Linked DNA regions of Homo sapiens: region 1 is linked to region 2. A link is an interaction called in ENCODE POLR2A ChIA-PET data of the cell type or tissue named here. Cell type or tissue: Panc1. All regions are shown on one strand.

Region 1 (2,500 bases), 110 kb before region 2:
TAAAATGCTTTAAAATTTATTTAAAATCATCTAAGGGATTCTGTAAAGCATCCACTTATGGGGTGATCCATGTAGTTTGGGCAAATCAGTGGAATGGGGAAACATGACATTGTCTAGGGCTTTTCTTCCTTTCTTTTCCTGCCTGGGACGTTTTGAGAGAATGACTAAGCAGTGCTGGAGATTATGAATTTGCTTAAGTGTGAATGGCTGATTGCCCAGCAGGAGGCCCGGCCCTCCCCAAAGGTGATGGACTGGGGCTGCAGGTCTTCACACTTGATGCCTGGATTTGACTCGGAAAGTCTGCCAAGTCTTTTACTCGGAAATTTATCTTAATTAGATCTGAAAGACCTGCCACAGCAGAATAGTCACACCGATTAAAATGAAAAACAGGAGAAATTACTGATCAAATTAATCATAATGTCGGGTTACAGCTGTAGGTCTGATGTAATTTGCCACTCCAGTGAGTTACATCGGCCCAGGCCCGGGAAAGGAAGCTGGCTTTACGCTGATCCGTAACACCCGCCCGCTCCAGGCGGCCCGGCAGGAGGCTGATTCCATTCATTTTTCCTGGCTTGCTCTGACCTCCCTGCTGCAACTGGAAACAAATCAGGCACCAAACAAATGGGAGGTGGGGGGAACAGGGAGGGTAAACAAGAAATATTTTCTTTTCCAAGAGACTGTACTATTGTACTATTTCAAAATGGTGAGCTTTTTAATCTCAGCCGGGCGGGCCTGGGGCCCTGTGCTTGTTTGGCTTTGTGCTTTTGTTTTTTCCATTTAACCTCCTTTTAGTTTTACGTGTGGTGACCTGACATTGATTAGATGCAGAGTGGGAATCAAAAGGTCAGAGGACAAAACCTTTAGCTCTGAGCAATAGGAAAAAACCTTTAGAAAAATCTCCTTGCCAACATGGTTCTTCAACTAGGACATGGATTGAAATAATCTAAAGTGTCACAAGAGAGGAAGAAGAAACCTAGGCTGTGAGATCTGATTGTTCCAACATAGATATGGTCCTGGTGTTCTAATGTTTAGATAAACACCACTTTATACCATACCATGTGTTCAGGGTTGATGTGGACGGCGTATAGTATTTTTTAAAGAAAACACATCAGAGTCTAGATCCTTTTCATTGTATCTCCTTGAATCTCACTGTAGTTAATTCTTATCTCCCCATTAGAGATTCAAAGGAGACCCTAAAACACAAAGAAGGAGACCCAGTCTAGCCATTTCATTAGGAATTCTCAGAAGTTAGAATTTAGGAGGAATGTAAGACTTCTTGCTAACTATTTCTGCTTTATCAGGAAACTAGATAAAGAGAGTTCAGCCTTTCCTGAAGGAAATCATCTTAAAACAGAGATTATTGGAAAGGAGCAGGGAGAGGAGGTGTTCTTCCCAATCAATAGTTATCAGTTGCCTTTGGAGCAGTAAGAGCTCTCTTCTTGACCATATGATAGGTTGCCTAAATCCCATTTATTCATCACTGGGCCAGATGTTTATACTCTCTGCCCCCAGTCTGACAAGGCTCTCCCTCCCACCAGGAATGAATCTGGCACATTTTTAAAATGAGGATCCCTTGAACCAAGGAATAGGAAGACAGGCAGTCATGGAAACAGGCTGGCCCTGGCACTCAAGAGGCTGTGCCTTGGACCTTTCTAGGGATCCTTGTGAAGGATTAGGTGGGACCATGTGCCCAGATTGGGGAAGGGCATGGTGTTTTTCATGACATTGTGAGTGATTGCTAAATTGGTTTAGTAGTTTGTAACTAGCATTTTTAAAAGAAAATAATAAAAAGGAGTAGAAAATGCCAGAGCACAGAAAGGCTACAAATTTTTTTAAGGACACTTTCCTTTAAGTGATATACAAATGAACATATATAGTTACATGTTGAGAGATAGATCTAATTGTACATATATATTTTGTATGTATATATGTGTTGGCCTGAGATGTAAAATGTGTTTCTTCTTATGAGACAAGATCAGAAGAATTTGAAAAACCCTAGCCTGAAAGACCCAGCTTTTCAGGTAGACAGAGATGGGATTTCTTAGGTGTATAGCAGGCCAGGAAGCAGGTATATCAGTATCCCAACATATTGCATGTGATATGAGCCCCTAAACACCAAACACCCTTCCCAACAGTCAAAAAGAACGAAAAAGAAATGCCCACCACCCAGCCCCCCAGCCTTCGCCCACACACACGTATCTTCCAGGGAACTTCAAGTTTCAACATTATACCACTGCCTATGTGGTTGAAAACACACAGCAGATTAGTGGTTTAACAAGCCTATTAAAATGAGAGACTAAGTAATATATTAAAAGCTGACAAGTAGTCCCACCAAAAATGAGTAGATAATTCTAAAGAGAAAGTGAAAGGGAAAGAGAAACAGTGGGAAGGAAGCACAGAACCCCACAGGGATTAATTGGCTAATTTAGGCCCCTGGAAGCTGTGTCCCTCAGGAAGGTGCAAGTCGAAGGCCAGGTCCACAGGCCCCTGGTCAGAGAAG
Region 2 (2,500 bases):
CACCATCCTGAGAAGCCACTTTTTCCTACCACAGGAAGCCCAAGAGAACACTATAGCTAGCAGTCTGACAGCCAAACTGAACCCTGGCCTTTTGTATCCTGCCAGGTTTGAAAAGCTGGACATCACCCCTAAAAGTGCCCAGAAGATCAAGCCGGTGCTTGAGCGGTGGATGGCTGAGGCTGAGGCCCGCCATCGAGCAGGTATGCAGAACCTGACCGAGTTTATCGGGAGTGAACCATCCAAAAAGCGCAAGCGGCGCACCTCCTTCACACCCCAGGCCCTTGAGATCCTCAATGCCCACTTTGAGAAGAACACACACCCTTCTGGGCAGGAAATGACCGAAATTGCTGAGAAGCTGAACTATGACCGAGAAGTAGTTAGAGTTTGGTTCTGCAATAAGAGGCAAGCCCTGAAGAACACAATTAAACGCTTAAAACAGCACGAGCCGGCCACGGCAGTCCCTTTGGAGCCCTTAACAGACTCTCTGGAAGAAAACTCCTAAAGAGATGCCCACCCATAATCAGAAGCAAAATTCACAGAAACTAAACTCCACCCTTGGGACTCCACAACAACAACAACAACAAAATTTAATTTAATTTAAAAATAGCCCCAGTCGTCATCACCCTTGTAAGTAAATGACTAAGAAAACTACCAAGTGGACAGAATGGTTTCTACATGTCCGTTGGTTTTCCAAAAAGGAAAGAAGAAAATTTTTAGAAAATTTTTAAACAAGGAATACACCACACTGAAGGTGTGTGTGGTAGGATAGTTCCCTTCCCCCACCTGTCTCCCCCAAAGCCAGTTTTTTAATGGACTTAAAGCAAACCAAATAACCACGTACTTTTTTCTGTATATTATGAAAATGTGAACACATTTTAAGGAAAAAGAAAAAAAAAAACTAAACCAAAAACCAACAACGAAGGAACAAAAACTTTGATCTGTTCAAAGCGAATACAAGCCTGCCACCTGGAGGAAGGACTGCACCCCTTCAGGTACTAAGTGCTGATTCACTATGAAACCTATTAACCAAAGTCAGAAACATGGCATTGCAACGCGATCGTTCGTCTACGCTTCTCCGCACGTAAAGTTGTGTTACGAATTTTTACATTTGTACTAACAGAACAATAGGAAGCCTGATTTCTCCCATCTTTCCCATCTACTGTCTCCACCCATGGGGTGGGTACCATTGTTGAAGCCATTCTGTGAGGCTCACTATTGGGTTTTTTTGTGGGGGTGGTAGGGAGGGTGGTCTTTTTTCTTTGTCTTTCTTTTTGACGGGAGGGCATCCTGGATCGTGTGCCAAAGCATTTGTTGCTTTTTTCTCACTATGACTTGTGGGTTTGAGAAAAGAAAATGGAGCTCGCATTTCTCTCTTTTCCTCCATTTCTCCATCTCCCTCGCGCGTGGCTCCTGGGGTCTGCTGGAAGGCCACAGAAGTGGGGAGAAGCAGTGTCTTTTCCACTCAGATCCTAGTGAAATGCAGGAGAGACTCCAAAATAACTAGGGCTTTGCTCGATGAACTGTCAACACTGGCATAAGCTGTAATTGTGCTCACTGTCCACACCAGAGCTTGGGATTTTTCTCAGTCTGTTGGCCACGTACATGGAGAGCTGACCAAAACTAATTTTGTAATATAAACATAAGCTGCACATTTGGTTCAATACTTACATCTATGTTATGCTTCTGTGCAAAGCAATTTCTCTCAGAAGTCTGATAGCCAAAGAAATGTCTCAAGATTTCAGTCAAATACACACATGACATGCACACACCCATAAACACACACACAAAGAAACAGGCTAAAAAGAAAGTGATAGCAACTGGATCATTAAAGGCCATCGTGTATCCTGTTAATCTCATCTTTTCTGCTACTTCTTTCATTCCAATAGCGATGGCAGACTTTTTTCAGGGGGAATAATTACTCTTCGGGATATATAAATGGAGCAGAAAGGTGGCGGGCAAATTTAAACAACTGGAATTGGGGGCCAGGTTCTTCAGGGGAAAGGAAGTTTGAAGAAGCTTTCACCAAAAGAAAAAAATATAGAAGGGGCTTATCTAACAATCAGAATAGCCTGCAATATGAGAACTAGAGGATTATTTCCTTTAAAAAAAATAACTTAAAAGATCTGTGGGCCACAATAACCTAATAAGCAAGGACATGTTGGGATGTGAGGACGGCTGTGCAGGTGAGCACTTGGCAGCTGCCACTGGTGTTTTCACCCAGGTACAGGCAGACGGTGTTCCATTAAAGGAGCAGGCAAAAGAGAGCTGTCAATTTGCTTGCTGTTGAAATGTACATATTTATGCATAATTTATAATCATGCTAATGTATTATCTAGAAGTAAGTTGTGAAAGAAAAAAGAGAAACCCAATCTCAAGTTGCCCAACTGATTAGAAATGCCATCTCCTTCCCCTAATACACTCCCTCTCCCTGGGGAGTTTGAGTTTCTTCTGTTGGCTCCTTTGCTGTTTGTGTAAATGCTACAGTATAATTGTCCCCTCC

The links. ChIA-PET counts read pairs that join two places held together with the same protein. Peaks named below come from ENCODE experiments on the same cell type or tissue, not always from the same donor. Only the 100,000 strongest peaks of a DNase experiment are listed, where the experiment ranks them.
Region 1: POLR2A ChIA-PET joins it to region 2 with 6 read pairs; 2 of 35 experiments call an interaction of 5 or more read pairs at or near these places.

The regions. Positions count from the first base shown.
Region 1 is chr7:39,353,502-39,356,001 of GRCh38, forward strand. The region is part of intron 5 of POU6F2 (POU class 6 homeobox 2); the gene reads left to right. Among named protein-coding and RNA genes, the nearest start is that of SNORA20B, 26 kb to the left of the region's middle. RefSeq lists enhancers at 1-498, 499-1,076. In Panc1, no CTCF peak of the experiment used is centred here; no DNase peak of the experiment used is centred here; H3K4me3 peaks cover 382 bases; H3K27ac peaks cover 517 bases.
Region 2 is chr7:39,464,185-39,466,684 of GRCh38, forward strand. It overlaps POU6F2 (POU class 6 homeobox 2), which reads left to right. Exons shown (of 10, transcript NM_001370959.1): 10 at 1-2,500. The coding sequence ends at 502. The region is part of intron 2 of LOC105375238 (a long non-coding RNA gene); the gene reads right to left. Among named protein-coding and RNA genes, the nearest start is that of POU6F2-AS1, 59 kb to the left of the region's middle. RefSeq lists an enhancer at 818-1,319. In Panc1, CTCF peaks have their summits at 976 (motif pointing left) and 1,268; a DNase peak (open chromatin) is centred at 957; H3K27me3 peaks cover 225 bases.